2 separate regions of the Mus musculus genome follow, and region 1 is linked to region 2. The links are chromatin loops, found by intact Hi-C in ENCODE. Cell type or tissue: gastrocnemius. All regions are shown on one strand. Links, peaks and the distances in the headings refer to the core of each region. The heading gives the core; the rest is flanking DNA. Region 1 overlaps Kdm4b (lysine (K)-specific demethylase 4B). Region 2 overlaps Kdm4b (lysine (K)-specific demethylase 4B).

Region 1 (9,639 bases), core at 1,160-9,159, 49 kb before region 2:
CCTCTGCGGTCACACAGTGGCTCTGGGCTTCAAAAACAGCTTAGTGGACTCAAATATGAGGTCCCGAGTTCAAATCCTAGCACCCAGGCAAAGAGGTGCTGCAAAGAGGCATGGTGGATATACTTGTCATTCCAGCCCTGACGTTTCTGGGGCTCACCAGCCAGCAAAGCCTGATGAGGGGACCCTGGCAACAATGGCAGAGTTGGTGAAGAGTAGGAAGCGACAGTAAGGCAGGTAAAAGAATTGGGGTGAGCTCTGGAGTGGAGGAGACTCCTTCATAGACTGCCAGAGCCTCGAGTCCATCCCTCTGGAGAGAGATTGAGGCCGAAGTGTCTGAGCTGGGGTGGGGGTGGCCCAGCATCCCTTACGACCTGATTCTCTTTCATGGCTGTGTAATATTCCCTTATGTGATAGGAACCTGCTGTTGTTCAGCTCTGTCTCTGGGTTAAAGCTGGAGCTCTGTGAGATCCTTATACAGAGGCTGGAACTACTATGGGATGTGCTCTGGTGTCGTGTCTGAAGCATAAAAGATACTCAGGCTTGTCCCAACCTTGACAAGTAGTGACAGCATGCGCCAAGTACCCTGGGCCAAGCAACTGTATCTACTTCCTTAATGGTCTTATGTTCACTTTGGGGTATGAATCCCCACTGAGTTGACCTTGAACTCAAAACCCTCCTGCCTCCACTTCCCTCAGTGGGCTTATCAGCACGTGCCACAGGTCCTGGCTAACTGTTTTCAACCGACAGTGGTTTTACACTGCTATGACTTCATCCCAAGGGCTGCGCTCCTGAGTTACATAGGAATGAAGGAGCAGAGGGCCTGGCTAACTGACCCCGCTTGTCTCCCCAGTGTTTTATTTCAAAATTAATCTTTAATTTTCCATGTGAGCGTGGCACCTGTCCATGGTGGCCGTAGGAGCTGGGTTCCTCGACCTGGCTTCAGGCAGTTGTGAGCAGCAGGAGTCCTCCCTCCCACACCCAAAGTCCAGGTCCACAGAAGCAAACTCCCACTGTCACTACCTGTCAATACCTGTCAAAACCACAAGAGACTCAAGGGCCGTACATAGCCTGGAGACAAAGCAGAGAATCTGATTCTCGTTTTGCATTTCAGTCGGGTGGACAAAGGTTCCGGCTCTGGCCACTCTCGCCCCAAAGCCCTTCAGACAAAGCTATGAGTGTCTGCTCCTCACAGAAGTGGCTTCTTCCCTGCTTTGCCTGCCTCAGCCTCCCGTTGCGAGCCTAGCTGTGCTCAGCTGTGTGTGTGTGGGGTCAGGGGGGCCCATCCTGACTGTGAAGCTGGCTGGAAGACAGGAGGAAGCAGGGAGAGTTACCCTGTAAGTCACTGAGGGGTACCTGTACCCTCATTTTGGCACAGACCTCCACAGCCCCATGCTGTCCTCAGGCAGAAGTGGGGCCCACATCACAACTGGCTATTTACAGCCTGGGCTTCCAGAGGACCTGAGTTTGGTTCCCAGCACCCACCAGGAGGCTCACGGCACCTGGGACTTTCTCCAGGCATCTGACATCCCTGGTTTCCTAGGGTAGTAGTGGCTTTCCTATGTAATATACCTCTACACAGACACAAATTTTTTTAAACTAAATTTTTAAAAGATTTTTCAGAAATACCCTCCCTCTATCATCTTGTACAGGTTGACTGTAACACACACACACACACACACACACACACACACACACACACACACACACCCCAGTCAGTAGCCCTCCCTTATTTGGCCAGAGGACCAGCAGGTTGACTGTAACACACACATACACACACATACCCCAGTCACACACACACACACACACACACATACACCCCAGTCAGTAGCCCTCCCTTATTTGGCCAGAGGACCAGCAGGTTGACTGTAACACACACACACACCCCAGTCACACACACACACACACACACACACACACACACACACACCCCAGTCAGTAGCCCTCCCTTATTTGGCCAGAGGACCAGCTACACTGAGATACTCTTTAACCAACAATTTTGTCTTTGGGGAAATGTAACAATTAGCCCAAGTAGATAGTAAATACGGGAGTCTAACATGTGAGGGCTAATTACTTGAATCAAATATTACAGAAAACCAATCCTGGTGTGCTGTTTGGCCAAGGAATGAAAATGTGTCTGCAAGGGCCCCAGGCTGTAGAGTGGAGGGGTGGGATAAACTGACAGGTTGTGGCTGCGCAGCCTTGAGGCTGGAGTCTTAGCGTCAATTAGAGGTGAAGTCCGGAATAAAACAAGCCTTGGGAACGAAAGCACATGGCTAAGGACAGGAGGTCGGGGTAAGAGAACCCAGACACCGGACCAGGTAAGGTGCTCTTTAAGAGGTGGAGATCCTAGAGGCGTGGTCAGGGTGGAGCCCTGCCTTGAAACCCCAGGGAGGGGCTGGAGGTCTGGTCAGGGCTAAAGGAACACAGCCTCAAGGCCTCTATAGCCTGGAGCCCTTGCAGACACCTTTTCATTCCTTGGCCAAACAGCACACAAGGATGGTTAGTTCTCTGTAATATTTGATTCAAGTAATTAGCCCTCACATATCAGCCTTCGCTGGGAGGGAGGGAGGGAGACAGATAAATCCCCGCTGTCCTCACTTGGTCTTTTAAAGGCAATTAACTCCTCATTATTAGCTTTTAATTAGGATGATTATGTCCTCATCAATATGTGCTATTGCAGCTTTTAGCAGACAGCTGTTGAGGCAGACGATATATCAGATGTCCGTTTGCACCCCATCCTGTCCCCTCTCTGAGTCACTGTCCAGTCCCATCAACAAAAACCACTGCGCCCTGCTCATGGCTTCCCCGGGATCACAAGGGGCCTCTGGTCCCTGTGCTGCTGTTGTGGGAGCTTCCTTTAGAAAAGCTTCAGGAATGCACGGAGAAATCCTGCCTCGAGAAACAAGAGGGGGAGGGGAGGAGACAGAGAGAGGGGGGGGGATGACTGGGGAGGTTAGCCTGGCTCTTCCCAGCTCAGATATCCCAATGTGAAGCTCCTCATGGACCCTCATCTCCCTGATGATTCTTGGTCTTGTCACATCACCCATCAGAACAAGGGCATAAATAAAACATCCCCAAATGATCCCCAAAGCCCTTGGTTGCATGCGTGACATTACGGCTGCTTGCTCATCACTTGGTAAGGTAGACAGACTCCCCACAGCCAGCACTCACGGTGGAGCCCACGTGTCATCCTGAGCAGCAGTGAACCAGTATGAAGTCCTGGAACCACCAACTGCAGGAACGCTGCCTGGAAATGCACTGAATGTCGACCTCTAGAAAAAATGTCCTGTCTCATTTTGTTGTAATCACTCGGCAGCATGCATTAGTCAAACTTATCAGCAAATAAAGGGCACGTGTCAGTCAGGACTCCACTGAGATTTTCTAAAGCAAGAAGATGCTATTAAATGTGGGACAAGGGTAACTAGTGACAAAAACTGTCCACAGTTACACTCAAACAGAAAATGTCACAACCTTATATTTTAGGAAAAATAACTGCAGGGAATTCATTACCTAATGGTGGATAACAAATTATTTCATAACCTACTGCTTTAGACTAATATGTGGATATTACCTTTCAAGACCCTGGACATCAGTGGGATTCCTGGCCTGAGAATTTCTACACATAGTCCCTAATATTTAAGGGAGTGGTTCAATGACAAAACCCTACCCACAATCCCCCCAGTGAGGATTCCCTACCTAGAATCCCCTAGTAGGGCTGGGGGCATGGTCATGGTGGGTCCCCACCTAGAATCCTCCAGTGAGGGGGGCTGGGGCTGTGGTCGGGCAAGTTGTCACTCTGTGAAATGGGGATGGAACAATGACAGTTGGGCTTCTTATTGACCATGGGGCTAGCGAGCTCACGCCCTGACTAAAGTTCCTGGGTCAGGCTGTGATCCTGACTCTTGCCTTGTTCAGATAGTTTGTTTGCTTGTTTTTAATAATCTATGTTTGACATGGCAGAGGTTTCCCATATACACATTACTGAAGCAGGACACCTGGGGTCACCATGCTCAGTTTACATGCTGTGCTGGGGACAGGAGAGTGACCTGTGTGATCTATATGGCTACCTACAGCCACAAATATAGTTGCATTGTTTTGTTGGTGGTGTTTTGTTTCATATTTTTGAGACAGGGTTTCTCTGTGTAGCCCTGGCTGTCCTGGAACTCTGTAGACCAGGCTGGCTTTGAACCCAGAAATGGGCCTGCCTCTGCCTCCTGAGTGTTGGGGGTAAAGTCGTGCCCTCCAGCCTGTGGGTTGCCAGCTCCGAGGCCTCAGTGCAGCCGCCTGCCTGGTCTCAGTGCTGAGAGGCTCTGTGCACATGTGTGCCTGTCTGTGTGTGTAGAGGTCACTGTTGAGTGTCTCCCTCAGTTGCTCCCCACCCTGCTTTTGGACTCAGGGTTTCACTGAACCTGGTGCTGGTCAATTAGGTCAGGCTGTCTGGCTAATGAGCCCAGAGGACACTTGTGTCTCCAGAACTGCAGTTCTAGTGCACAGTGCCATGCCCGGGTGCCTTTTCTGCTGTGAGCCAGGTTCTGAGACCCTGGGCTCGAACCTCTGCAGTGCAATCTCTTGTCATAACCTGCATCTTCTTTGCTGTGGGTCCAGACAGACACAAGGCCAGATAGACACAGAACTAGTGTGGGGCCGTGGGTGTAGGGGAAGAGGGGGGAGGGAGAGAGCCTGGGTCCAGCTAGAGTTCCGGTGCTCTGGCAGGAGGACTGCTGGATGCTTTCCACATGGCCCCTGGTGGGCATCTGGCTGTGTGAAGCCACTGACCCCACACGGCAGGGGGTGGACAAGGAGCAGCACCCGGTACCAGGTTCTCAGTCTCTGGCATTTCACGCTGGACACGGCAGAGGAGCTGAAAACAGAATAGGGGCCCCGGGGTGGCACTTGGCCCAGGAGATACAGGAAGAGAGGGCAGGGGGAAAGAGGGGCGCTGGGTGGTTCCCATGCAGATTGTCTTTAGTCTGGGCCTTGATGAACAGAGACAGTCTATGGTTTTAGAGCTTTATTGTAGAAAGGCAGGGGGAAAGAGAAAAGGTAAAAAGAGAGAGAGACCGGCTGTGGCCAAGAGGAAAGAAGGGAGAAGGGAAAGAGAGTGAGAGAGTAAGAAAGGTAAAGGCTCAGAGAGAGAAAGGTAAAAGCTTAGAGAGTAAGAGGGTGAGGAGGGGCCAAACAGCCCCTCTTATAATGGGCTTGTTATCTTGCTGTTGCTAGGAAACTGTGGGGAAGAGTCTAGCCAGAAGGCCAGAAGCCTGGGATATTGTCTACATGACTATTAGCCACACGCTTCTCTTGTGGGGGCTGTGGGGGTGGTAACTTCAACAGGGCTGTGGGGGTGGTAACAGGAGCCAGGGGTCCAGGAGACATGATCAAACGCCTTCCATTCCATGTAAGTGGAAATTACCACCACCGGGTTCCACTGGGGTTCAAGACTTCAGCTCAACTGGGGACCAGGCGTCTGTGCATAGCCTGTTGCCCCACAAGCTAGCTCTACCCAAGTCTTGATAAGGAAAATTGTGTGGGGCTTCATACTTAAGCAGCATCTCCTCCTGGTATCCCCAGCTGTTCCCACTCTGCTCTTCCCAAGATGCCCTGTGGCTGCTAAAACAAGGGTGGATAAGGACTAGTCATGGTCAGCAGAAGCCCTCACTGCAGTCTCTGGCCACCTTCTACACAGAAGACAGAAAACCATAATTACTTGCAGGGCTGCTTGGCCAGGCTCCAGGGACACAGTTCTGGGAAACGAAGCATAAGTGGCTGGGGAACTCACCCCAAAGAACAGACAGCGAGGAGCTGCCACCCATTTCTGTCATTTGCTAATTCCCCCTTTTCCTGTAGGCGGTGAGGTGTGATGGCTGGAGTCACAGTAACCTTCAGTAGTCGAGAGGAAGGCCAAGGGTTCATGGTGTCACTTCTGAGTTGATGGTGTAAACCATGCCATCACAACCAATCTCAGGCTACTAGTATGATGTTACAAAACAAAAACCACAGGGGCTAGAGAAGTGTTGTGAGTGCCCGACAATGGCTGTGCAGTAAAGACACCAATGAGGGATGTGTTCCGGATCCTTTGGGAATCATCCACTTGAAAGCTGATTACATTTGATTTTTCTTTACATATCACAACTGGTATGCAAAATGCCTGCCGAATGCATATGGTGGTTGAATTTATGCGGCCGTGACACCTGATTGGTGGCCTGAAGGCTGTGTGGCGCAGCCTCTGTGGGCAGCAGCTCCATCAGACACCAGCAGGAAGTCTGTGGGTAGCTATCAGAGTTGCTTCTGTTCGCTTGGGTTCAGAGGTGACATTAACACATCACGGCCGGAGCCCTGACCAAAGTCAATCTCTGGGTTGGTTGTCCCCTTTAGTGCTGGTGTCTACTTGGACGCCCCATAGCTGACAGAGGGAGATTCCAGCTTCTCCATGCTCAGACCTGGTGGGTGAGGCTCACAGCATGAGTGAGACTCAGCTGGGCCATTTGCCGTCTGATTCTGAGTGGGTTGCTCTCACACCTGAATGAGCCCTTCCTAGCCACAAAGCCATTATTTATTGTTTGGTTCTCTAAGACAGGAATTCTCTGGGTAGCTCTGGATGTCCTCTGAAGACTAGGCTGGCTTCGAACTCACAGAGATCTACCGGCCTCTGCCTCCCAAACGCTAGGGTTAAAGGTATGTGCCACCACATACCACTCTAAAAAGTGAGTCTTAAAAATAGTTTTTAAATGTTACTGACAGGCCTGTTGGCACAGGCCCATCATTGCAACATCAGGAAGTGGAAGCAGGAGGATCAGAAGCCCAGAGTCAGTTAACTGTCCCAGTGTCACAGAGGTCACAGTCAGATCAAAGGTCACATCAGCCTAAAGGTACAATGTCCCTGGTACCCCAATGCCAGTGTTGCCTCAAGTTATGCAGACAAGGTGGCACTGTCACTGACATGCCAGCAAGTGCTGGCTAGTCTTAAGTCAATTTGCTACAAACTAGAATCTGAGAGGAGAAAACCCCCACTGAGAAAATGGCTTTGCACAAGCCTGTGGGGCATTTTCTAAATTAGTGATTGATGTGGGAGAGCCTAGCCCACCGTGGGTGGGGCCATCCCTGGACTGGTGGCCCTGGGTTTTAGAAGAAAGCAGGCTGAGCAAGCCACAAGAGCAAGCCAGTAAGCAACATCCCTCCATGGCCTCTGCAACAGCTCTTGGCTCCAGGTTCCTGTCCTGTTTGCATTTCTGTCCCAGCTTCCTTCAGTGATGGATGCAGAAATGTCGATCAAATAAGCTGTATCCTTTCCAGGTTGCTCTGGTCACAGTGTTTCCTTACAGCAAGAGAAACTCTGACTAAGAAACTGATGTGAGACCCAGAACACTCACTACTGCCGAGGGATTCCAGATTGCTGTGGCTTGGGATCTCCTGAGGAGTTGTGAGCTAGGCAAGCCCTAAGCTTGGTCTTCAAGCCTCCATCTTGCAAGGACTAACTATCCTATATCATCCAAGTCCCTTCTTTATAGCCCCAAGTCCCAGAAAATAAATAAAAGCAATAGAGGCATGATCTGGCTGCCAACATGGACTCAGGATGGATATGTGGCACATTCAGTCAGAGCTAGGGTCCTGTTTCTTCTTTTTCTTTTTTAAAAGATTTTATATGTAAGTACACTGTAGCTTTCTTCAGACACACCAGAAGAGGGCATCAGATCTTATTACAGATCTCATTACAGATGGTTGTGAGCCACCATGTGGTTGTTGGGAATTGAACTCGGGACCTCTGTGCTCTTAACCACTGAGCCATCTCTCCAGAACTAGTGTCCTGTTTCTTGTGCATGGCACTGGGACTACGCAGGAAATGAAATGGATTTTGGTCTCCACTCTGTTCAACTGTTAGAAGCGGGGAACATTTGTCATGGCAGGACCCCTCTGCAGCCACTGCATTACCCGGCAGCAGCCATTTCTTGTTTTCTCCAGGCACAGGGCCAGTGACCCCATAGATCACACTCATTTCCAGCACAGGGGCTAGGGCCCTGAGACATATCTCCCTTGTGTCTGCTTTGGTGATGTTCCTGGGATCTGAAACCTGGGTCTTCCGAATGGTTCTCTCTAGGATGTCCAAATGGCCAGCATCGGGAAGGGTTGGGGTTGAGGTGCAGAGAGCAGTGTGGAGAGGGAGAAACATGGTTTTTACGATTGTCCAGGAAGCTGTGTGCTGTAACCATGTGGGGCCCAGGGCTGCATGCTTATGTGGAACACACAGGCTGGACAAGCATGGAGACCTGGGCTCTTGGGCTGAGGGGCAACTGTGGGAATCAGATCATGATTTCCAAACCTGAGAGCCAATGAGTAACAGAAACAGAGGGAGCAGGGCAGGGCTGGCCTGGCTTCAAGCAGGGCTTGGGGAGGCTGGTGCTTCCTCTGCAGAAGAGGTGGAGGCCAGGCCAGGGCCTGCAGAGCGGGCAGCCCAGGTTATTGTTTCCTGTTAGTTGTAGGACCATGCTAGGTTCAGCATCCCAGCCAGGTAATCACTAAGTCATTCTGAGGTTGGGCCAAATGGCTGCCAATGATGTCACAGTGGACCATGTGCAAGTAAAACTTTATTGATAAACAGGTCCACCGCTGGATGTGGCCCAGGGCTGCAGGCTGCATATGTGAGCTTGGCAGGATGTGCCAGGCAGGTTCAGAGCTAGTTCAATGCCCCTTCCTAGCACAGTGCTCCACTCCCACAGGGTCCTGGCCATGCCTCTGGCAGGGCCGCCTTCCCTTCCCTTCCTAGAGGAAACATCTGTCCCAACTTTTTTTTTTTTTTTGGTTTTTCGAGACAGGGTTTCTCTTTATAGCTCTGGCTGTCAAGGAACTCACTTTGTAGACCAGGCTGGCCTCGAACTCAGAAATCCGCCTGCCTCTGCCTCCCCAGTGCTGGGATTAAAGGCATGCACCACCACGCCTGGCCTGTCCCATCATCTTATGAGGGAACAGAAAGAGGAATAGAAAAAAAGGCCCCTGCGCCACCCAGGGGCCTGCCACTGACCTCCTGCTGTAAGTACCTGGTAGGCTCCTCCCTCTTCTGCCCATAGCCTTCTGTAGCTTCCACTCTCCTCCCTCCTCCAGGGAAAACCCAAGTCTTCCCTTTGGCCCATCAGGCAGGGCAGGGCTTCCCTTCCTCCAGTCCTCCCTCTACTGCACCAGGCCATGATCTGCCCAACCCCAGGGCCTCTGCTCATCTGTGGCCCCACCTAGTGTAGAAGTAGGCCGAGGCTGGGCAGCTGACAAGCAGAGAGTCAGAGAACACAGACATCCAGGGGAGACATGCTGCCTCAGCTCCATGCCACTGGGGTGAGACTAAAAGTCTTGGGGATGGTATCCCACCTCCTTGGCAGCCCCTACATCCAGACCAGGACACACTGCACCCATCATGCCTGCCAAGGACACCCCATCCGGAGCCGATCTTGTCCTGGCCAGAAATGAAGACACAGCCATGACCAGGTGGGAATAGGAAGCGCTCAGCTCACGGGCTTTAATTGATACTGAACTGGAGGCCAGAGAATGAGGCAAAAATATGAAGTCCTTCATCTGGGGTGGGGAGAGGAGGAGGGCATGGTTTTGCTTTTGCACAAAAACCCGGACCTCTCTGTGTGGGGCATGTGTGGGGCCACC
Region 2 (9,639 bases), core at 563-8,562:
GGTCTGTCCACCTGAAAGAGGTGTGACCTATATGTGGACATCCCAAAAGTCACCAGCAGGTGACTGAGCCTGAGACAGCCTGCAAAGGTGAATTCCCAACAGGAAGTATGCCAATCAAGCTTTTACATATGGTTGGAGAGAAGACTGAACCGTTTATACAAAGTTCAGCAATGGCCTTTCCCAGGCCACGCAGCCCAGGGACATGGAGTGTATGGAGTTCAAAGACAAATGGGGTAGCTCAAGTCCTCAAGCCAGGACAGCAGCACTGTGTGCAGAGAGGGCAATGGGACTTCAAGGGCTCCTGCAGAGCACAGCAGTTCACCGCACACATGGAGAGTACACATGAACACACACCTAGGCCCCCATCCTTCGTTCCACAGTAAGAAAGAGGGGGTTCCATGGCCTACCGGGAGCCTGCAAAGAATTCAGTGGCTCAGGGATAAAGAGATGGCCCAGTAGTTAAGAGCACTGGCTAATCTTCCAAAGTACCTAGATTCAATTCCCAGCACCCATATGACAGCTCACTCCAGTTCCAGGGATTGGACAGACACATATGCAGGCAAAACACCAATGCACATAAAATAAAAATAAGTCATTATTAAAAACTCATTGGGGTGAGTCTGGCCTCATCAGGAGATGGCCCCTCCAAGGTCAGGGCTGCAGAAAGCAAGGGTGTTCCCACACAGCCTGAAGGCAAGGGGCTACTGTAGGCTGCCTAGAGAGCCCAAAGGGTTCATACACTCCACTTCTGAGCCACAGAGCCCCAGGCACACAGATACCACAGAGCCCACGCTCCATCTGTGATTCCTCTCCAGGAAGAAGGAAAGGAACCAGGCACCCTGAAAAAGAGACAGTGTTGGGTCCAACTGTCGGCCTAGCACAGGGCCACCCTGCTTCTTCCTCTCTTGACTTCTCTGAGAATTAAAACATTTAATTTTAGAGTTTATTTCACCTCAAAGTACAGTGTGGCAGACATTAAAGAATGCCCTGCTGGGAGAGAATACCCAGGAGACGACCTGAGCCACACAGTCAAGGTCAGCATTAGCATGGCCAGTCTGTGATGGAGGGACCACAGACACTATACTCCACATCACCAAGGCCAGCGAGCAAGAAGGAAAGTGGGAAGTCAGATAACAGGCTGCCCAGAGGAGCTAGGAGGACTGTGTAAGACACTGAAAACTCTGCATAGCGCATGGTCCACTCCTGGGAAAGCTGCAGTGCTGGCTCACCATAGACAGATCCACCTGCACTATCAGGTAAAAGAGGGAGGAACAGGAAGAGGGAGGAAGAGGACAGAGACAAGGAGGAAGAGGACAAAGAGGAGGAAGAAGACAGAAAGTAAAAGAAGTAGACAGAGAGAGGAAGAGGAAGACAAAAAGGGAGGGGAGGGGGCAGGGAGAGGAAGACAGAGGAGAGAGGAAGAAAGGAGAGAAGAAAGGAGACAGAGAGGGGGAGGAAAAGGGTGGTGGAAGGGAGAGGAATCCCCAACCAAAAAAAGTAGGCCATATAAAAACCAAAGAGAAAGAGCTACGGGCCACCACCCCAGCTCACCGTTTGGCTCAAGAGCCCAACTCAGCTCCAATTCCCCAAGTCTGTGGGGTGGGGAGGGGCTCCTCACAAACTGCTGCAGGCTAACAGCCCTGATTCAGGCAAAGAATACAGAAGGCTTCCTGCTCAGCATTGCTTACAGAGCTCTGCAGCCCAGAAGCAAACTCTTTAAGTGAAGACAGAAAGGCAGGGGAGAGTCAAGTGGGACCCTGTATGAGCCCCAACATGCAAATGGTGTGCTGGCTGCTCTGACCCTCAGATCCTGGGAACACAGCTGCGAGGCAGGGCCTGCCACAGCCAAGTCTTCGGCAGGCCTGGTTGTGGAAAGGACAAAGCAGGACGGCTCATCGAGCTAATGGGCACAGGCTGTGACTCAGAGCTGCACCCTGCCGTGTGCACCAGATTCCCTGAAATTGCCCGTCATCATCAGAGCATCGTGGTGGCTAATGACACAGGGCTCATCTTGCATGCCAGGGGCCCAATGCCCCAGTTCAAGCTCAGGCACGTCACAAGCCTCAGTTACTTATCTGGCTGCAGTGGTGGCTGAGATGTACAGCAGTCTCAACAAGCGGAAGGCCAGAACCATGGCATTAGGGTGACAGAGCAGCTGTGGCCAGAGTGAGGCCAAGGGCCCAATGACAAGGCAGCAAGGGGTACTGGGCCAGGAATAACACAATTGTCCCTTGCTAGCTTCTGTGTGTCTGGACCAAGTGGTTGCGATGGCTGGAGAGCCAAGCCCCACAGGACAGAGCTTTGAGTCCAGCTGGAGAATGCCCCTGGCTGGCTCTCAATCACCTTACATTTGGGGTCTCCTGGCTTCTAGTCCTGAGGGAGGGAACACACAGTAGCCTGTGGACTGACTTCACATGCTTGCAATGTCGGAGACAACATAGGTCAGGGGACATGGAGTGATTGCATCCTTGGGACAGAGGCCAAGGCCATCATTGAGATGTGGACTGGGTAGAGAAAGATCCTGCCACAGCCATACTTGGTGCATTAGCAACACAGCCACAGAGCCTGTTGTTAGGCTCTACAGCACAGGGCAGCTACCTGGGACAAATGTCACCCTTGGAGGAGGTTCCTTCTATAGAGAGCTCTGCAATCTCATAAACCCCAAGGACAACTGAGGACAAGCACCATGGCCAGGTGCTCTAGAGAGGACAGAGTGGCAGTGCAGGGACCATGAAGAAGTCCCCCATCCCCACTCCCACCCCCCCAGTGGTGATGTCCCCACACCAAGAGACCATCACAGTCACTGGCTTCAGGTCAGAGCAGGGACAGCAGCAGCTCACAGACTTGCACACATCAGTTCAACTCAGACATTGTGGGGCATCTGCCTTTCCAAAGCACTGCAGGGAATACTTGGCACATGGAAAGCATCCACCTCCCAGGTGTCTACCACACAGTAGAGGCAGGACAAGGGAGGGACCAGCAATGTGAGCCAGATAAGAGACAACCACTCCAAGCTGCGCTGCCTCCTGCTGGCTTCATCATCAGAGGGATCTGGCAGCTCAGCTGACAACTGGAAGGAACCACCCTCACAGGTGCAGAGAGTTAGGGTAGGGCACAAGAACCATCTTTGCTCCCTCAGTATGGGGGCTGCAAGGCACTCAGAAGCCAGTGCCATACCAGCTGATAGAGATCCAAGCCAGGGCAGCTCTCCAGCAGATCCAGCCGTCCTTTGGGGTCTTAGAGGGCAATTGATGTAGGCTACCTTCCCTAGGCTAGGCTAAAGGGTCTGACTAACCATAGTGGTCATAGCAGATTACACAGGGTGGAGGGGGAAGCACGACTGGGAGACCTTCAAATACAGGCCTCCTCATTTCCCATACAAGGCACTGTCCTTGGAAGCCTTATAACAGCTGTACAGTGTGCCCACTCCTCCAGAGACCCCAGTGCAAGAACAGCTTTCTATAGAGAGCATGAGAGCCCACCGCTCCTTCAAGTGCCACCTGCAGGGGCAGCTTCTGGAAGACTAGACAGAACCTGCCCAGGGCAGCACACACCCCCACCTTCAGATTCCTTGACCCTCAAATCACACCAGTCAAAGCTGCAACAGATGCAGAGAACCTTCAGAAAATACTGCAACCTGCAGATATCCTCATGTATCCAAAACCCAGTATGGTGCTGAACCAGAACACAAAACATAGACTGGACTAGAGGATCTGATGGAGGAGGGGTTGCAACAGTTCCCTCTGAGAGTAAAGCATTCCATTTTGCAGAGATGCATTTTAAACAGGAAGGTAAGCAACTAAAAACAGCTTCAGGAAGTCCCTGAAACCAACCAGCTTCACTTGGCCCCTCCCTGTCAGAGTGAGCACTAATAAAGCTGAGCTCAGGAAACCAGTCTGCCTGGAAGATGCTCAGACCAACTGAGGCACTGGAAAGGACAGTCTGCATCCTGACATCCTCCCTGCAGGCTGTGCGGTGAGCATCAGGTTCTCAGCTTTCTGAGCTGTCACTCAGGCCTTGGTGATGCAGCTGTCTGTGAGTCATTTCTGCTCCAGTAGGTGACCCCTCATGCATATGCCTGTCAGTGACCCCAATAAAACTCATGGCACCACGCTGGACTTTGGTGGTGCCCATACTAGGAACTGTCATAGGCTCTGTTAGCATTCCTTCTAGGCTTTGCCCAACAGTCACCTGGCAACAGCCAAGTAGCCTGGCTTCCTATAAAAGGGGTTGTGTGGTCTCTTCTTGATCTCTCTGACTATCTTTTCTCCCTGACCCCTTTCTTTCTCTCTCCCCGTGTTCCTGGCCAACCTCTTCTCTTCTTCTCTCCCTCTCCTCTCTCTCCTCTTTCTCCTCTTCCTCCTCTTCTTCTTCTTTCTCCTCTTCTTCTTTCTCCTCTTCTTCTTCTTTCTCCTCTTCCTCCTCTTCCTCTTCTTCTTCTTCCTCCTCTTCTTCTCTCTCTCTTTCTCCCTCCCTTCCTTCCTCCCCTCTCTCTTCTCTGTCTTTCTCTGACTCTACTCCCTTCTCAAATTCCCTTCCTATGCCCTAAATAACCCCTATTCCTCACTCTACCTATATGGCTGGTACTTTAGAAAGAAGAGATGTTTCAGTATGGGCCCAGAGGCACCCCTCCCACCTCTACTGTGCTCTACAAAACACATCCTGGCTCTCCTTTTTGTATAAAATACAACAGGCTTCCTACCTGGAGAAAGGCACAGTCAAGGAGCCTGCTAACTGCAGCCAGGAAGCCAGTGGGAACAGTTGCCTCACTCAGAAAGGTGGGAGTGCCATCTAGTGGTCACCAGGAGTGGGACATCCTGCTTATATTCTCACACACAAATACACTCAACCACACCTGCTTAGGCAGGCAACAGCTGCACACATATAGTGACTTGCAGCAGGAGTAGCCATTGATTTGGTTTAGATCTGTGGGTGTCACTGGCCCTGCGTAAATCACGAGGAACAGGTCCTTGCCACTGCCACATCACTTCTCATGGGATCCCTGAGCCCCAAGTGTCAGCTACCATAGCTGCCCTCCACAGAGGTGGGAGCAGAGCACCATGGGAGGAGTCACATGGCTGGACAGGTCTACACAGAGGACGATGTCACCAGAGGCTAGGGGGCCACACTGGGGGTTGAGGACACAGACAGGGATATTGGGAGTTAGAATTCGGTGTAAGTGTGTAGCTCAACCACCCCAGAGGGGCCCACAATGAGCATGGTCCAAGCAGGGTTAACTGTAGAAGAGAAAGAAGAGAAGCACAGGAGACAGGCCTGCAGGATCACCTGTGAGCTTATCTCGACTGTGCTACCTGAGGACAGAAGACTGCACCATCCCTTGGGTTGGGATCCTGGACCACAAATGAGGAGAGGGAGCTGCAACAGCATCCATCGAATCCCCTTCCTGTCATGTGACCGATTCAGCTCCTCCCCTTTATGACAGTAGAGTCAGGCAAACCCTTTCTCCTCTTGTCAGGATTTTGTTACAACAGGAAAAGCAGCTAAGAGCCAGGGCCGACAGAGTGCTGCCCACACATCCCTGACCTCCCAGAACCAACAGAGTTCACCTCCCCATGCACAGGGAACTGAGCGTATGGGGGCTGTCCTGGATGACCAGCGTCACCACAAAACCCTCAGACAGAGGCAACACAGTCAGAGGCAGCCTGGGAGACGACTCGTGGCCAGGACTGAAGGAGGAGAAAGGGTGCCCAGGGCCAAGGAATGCAGGACCTCTGACCCTGGGACAGCGCAGTGCATAGCTCCCTACGGCTCTGGGAACCAGAAAGCAGACACAACACTAACGGAATTTCTCACCTCTGTAACTGCAAGGAAACAGTTCTGGGACCGACAAGACATGAGAATGTCAAAAAGGGAAACGGGTTTGGGGGTACATTTTCCCATCCAGCTAGGCCATCAAAGGCATTCATATCAACAGAGCTGTGTCTTCCAGGGAAGGAGAGCTGCCTAGGGCTGAGCATGGACTCCACTGTACAACAAGAACTCCCAGCAGGTGGCCCTGTCACACCTGGAGCCTCAAGGAGGTGCTGGACAATGGGGGCAGAAGGACCACACTGTGTGATTACAGGGTACAACTAAGGGGCAGCAGATCTCCCTAGTTTCCAATGTTTGAAAGAAGACCTGAGCTGTCACCTTGTGCTCCAGGGAGACCAAGAGCCACACAAGGGCCCCAGACACAAAGCACTTGAAGGGAACGATTCTGCTGGCACCTCACTCAGCCTCCAGGTCTCACAGAAACCAGTCCCTGTACTGTGGCTGGCAGGTGACACACATCCATTGGCCTGGCTGAGGCTCAGGCAAGACCAGAGCCCCCATCCACTGCCCAGGATGACAGGGGTACATCCTGTGAACATCAGTCCTGGGTCAGTGTACCTCCCCAAGTCAAAGAGGGAACTGGAAATTCCCCAGTGGCCCCTCAGCAACCATCAGGTCTTCCCATGGCTCACATCCTGGCACTCACCAGGACTTAGGCTCGCCGAAGTGCAGGTAGTTGATGCTGTAGAGGTCCATGTCCTCTGTGTGCCAGGCAAACGTGGTCTTCCACATGCCAAAGTACAAGTAGGGTGTATTCACGCCCTCAATGATGGTCCCGCATTCGCGCTCCACCATGTCTAGGATGGTCCTCAGATTGCCGATGTTCCACTGCGCCACGTCCTATGGACAATGAGTGTGCAGTCATCAGAGTCCTTCCAGGACATGTGTACCTGCCTGTACCCTGGCTGCATAGTCACCCAAGGTACAAAAGGATGACTGGGGTATGTCAGCATCACGGGCCCTTCAGACAGGTCAAGGGGCCTAAGGTCACATTAGGGCTGCTTAGGCTCCACACTCTTCGCCACCCCACCCTTCTTGGAACAGCGGTTACACATAACTGTCCACAAGCCAGCACATGTCAAGGGACAACTACAACTTGGCAGTGACGTCCATACCTCTAAGTAACACTGAAGGACAGTCTCCATGTGGAGTAATCCCTTCACAAGCATGTGAACCCAAGCTCAAATGACAGCCCTTCCAGAACCTTGCATCAGACAAGCCTGGACAGCTTCAGATGGATGCAGGCAAATACGGATGGAGCCCCCACCTTGCCCTAAGCTCCTGTCAAGTGCTGCGAGCTGGAGCTAAGGCACAGTGGGAGCCTCAGGTGCCTGCACCTAAGACTGCCCCTAAGAGAGCCACCAGAGTACATGCTGGGGTCTCAGCAGGGTGATCCTGGTGATGCCCAGTTCCATAAGGAGGACAGAGGCTACTGAGGTTACAACAGTGTGATAGCAACAGGTCATTATGTACTGGCCAGCAGCTGGAAAGCAGACCAGACCAGCAGGTCCACCTTTGATGCAGACCTCAGAGAAACACAACCCTCATCCACATGGACCTAGACAAGGCCCACAGGAGCCCAAGCAGGCCTCAGCCCACACATCTATTGCCTGACAGATGGGGTCATGCTGTGTGGTCCCTCCACTGTAACTGTTTGTGGAGCTAGGTCTGTTTTCTGGTGTGATAGGCATGGCTGAGCAGCTCTGTGAGTACAGTAGAGTCCACTGAACCCTATGTGTCTAACTGCTGTGCCATGTGGCTTGTCATCCGTATATGGCCAAGCTGCCCATAGAAACAATCACAGCTACTGAGAGGACTCACCATGAAGGTCCCTGACACCAGCCTGGTGACCCCAGTTCAGAGACACAGAGAGGCCAGACACATGTGCCTACACACAAAAAGAGCCAGGAACACTCACACCACACACAACTTATAAAAACACAAAAACCACCAGGGACAGGGCTCAGTGGGAGGCCCCAGTACCCATGCAGAAAGTGGCTGTGACGTTACACACCCATAATCCCAGCCCTGGGCAAACAGGGGAAGGCCTCTCAGCTTGCTGGCCAGCTAGTCTAGCCTAATGAGTGATGTCTAGGTTCAGTGAGATGCTCCCAGCCAACAAGGTAGGTCAAATGACTGGGGAGACAGCTCAACACTTAAGAGACTTAAGAGTCTGGCTGCTCTCCCAGAAGTTTAGTTCCTAGAACCCACATGGAGGCTCATACCAGAAGTACTCCAGCTCCGGGGAACTCAACATACATGCATACAGGCAAAACACTCTTACACACAGAATAAAAAAAGCAGCTGGGCGTGGTGGCACAAGCCTTTAATCCCAGCATTTGGGAGGCAGAGGCAGGTGAATTTCTGAGTTTGAGGCCAGCCTAGTCTACAGAGTGAGTTCCAGGACAGCCAGGGCTATACAGAGAAACCATGTCTCGAAAAACAAAAACAAAAACAAAACAAAAAAAGCAAGTTAATACATTTTAAAAACCCAACAATAAAATGACAGTAGGCCAAGTAACCCAAGTACTCAGGGTAGAGCCTGGAGGTAGGCAGACCTTCTTGAGGTTGAGGCAAGCTTGCCTACACAATGAGACCCTGTCCCCACTGCAAGAAACCCAAAGTAGACAGGGCTTGGATCTGAGAAACACAGATGAGATTATCTGCTGGTCTCCTATGTGCACATGTGTGTGTGCATGCACACACACACACACACACACACACACACACACACACACACACAGTCGACCAAGAGAACCTTGCAACAGCATACAGTGAAGTGCCAGAGCAGACTCAGCTCTGTTACAGCTCCCAGCCGTGGGCTCCCAGCTCCACACCTCAGCGGGCACCACCACCACAGAGATGGTTCAGGCTGTGGCCTCCTATGCAGCATGCCACCCTGGGCCAGAAGACAGCACAGCCCTGCCAAGTAGTGAATAGGGAACACAGAAGTGGGAGCCACCGGAGTTGGGGTGGCCCTGAGAAGAAAGGTATAGCCACTTTCCTCCCATCCCCATGAGTCCACATGGTGGCCAGGTATAGCAGGCACTTTTGGGCACTTACATCGTCGTACAGGGAGCCACTGATGTCAGCTCCATAGATGGGTGAGACAAAGGTCAGGTTCTTCCAGTACTTGCGCTCCAAGTCATCGAAGTCCTGATGGCGTGGGGTACAGTACCTGTAAACAGTGCAGTGGTTCGGGTTAGGTTCTGGGCAGTATAATACCCTCTAGGAGCCTCAGAACCCAACTCCAGAAACAAGGCTAGATGTACAAGGAGGGGCATAGAGCTTTGGAAACCAGGGGCAGCTGGAGCTGAGAGCATGGGGACCATGTGTCTGTGCATGCTGTGACTGTAAGCCACAAGATGCACGGAAGCAGGAAGAGGTTTCCAGGAAGCATGGGGGGACCTCCCCTGAAGGGCCACCTTCAGGCCACATACTGGGATGAGGGAAGCCCCCTAGGGACAGAGACAGGGACAAGGTAAGGGTCAAGCTGGGCCTCTGGAAAGTGAGAAGCCTGAGCAGCAGAGAGACTGCTCTCACCCACATACTTTTCACTATTGGCTAGGCGGCGGTACTCCCCCACAGTCATGGCCTTCTTCTGGATGTTGTACTGTGTGAAAAGCCCCGACTGGCCCGTCACCACCTGCTGAATAGGCGCTGGGATGACCACATCGTCGATGTCATCATACGTCTGCCGTGGCTTCCACTCCTTGGGTGGAATGATCTGCGGGGCCAAGAACGGTGTAGGTGATAGAGCTCCCAAGGGTAGGGGATCCCAGGTCCCCAATTATTTAAGTGCTCCAG

The links. Hi-C counts contacts between places; a loop is a spot of excess contacts. Peaks named below come from ENCODE experiments on the same cell type or tissue, not always from the same donor. Only the 100,000 strongest peaks of a DNase experiment are listed, where the experiment ranks them.
Region 1: a loop joins it to region 2, with 2.1 times the contacts of the local background. A loop is called at or near these places in 6 of 42 quality-filtered maps.

Annotation. Positions count from the first base shown.
Region 1 is chr17:56,402,697-56,412,335 of GRCm38, reverse strand. Kdm4b (lysine (K)-specific demethylase 4B) reads right to left here. Exons shown (of 23, transcript NM_172132.3): 23 at 8,562-9,639. Among named protein-coding and RNA genes, the nearest start is that of Mir6977, 11 kb to the left of the region's middle. In gastrocnemius, for the core only: no CTCF peak of the experiment used is centred there; DNase peaks (open chromatin) are centred at 4,763 and 5,720.
Region 2 is chr17:56,352,896-56,362,534 of GRCm38, reverse strand. Kdm4b (lysine (K)-specific demethylase 4B) reads right to left here. Exons shown (of 23, transcript NM_172132.3): 3 at 9,384-9,559; 4 at 8,896-9,010; 5 at 6,479-6,672. Among named protein-coding and RNA genes, the nearest start is that of Gm32715, 31 kb to the left of the region's middle. In gastrocnemius, for the core only: a CTCF peak has its summit at 4,794 (motif pointing left); DNase peaks (open chromatin) are centred at 1,911, 2,462, 3,039 and 4,786; H3K27ac peaks cover 549 bases.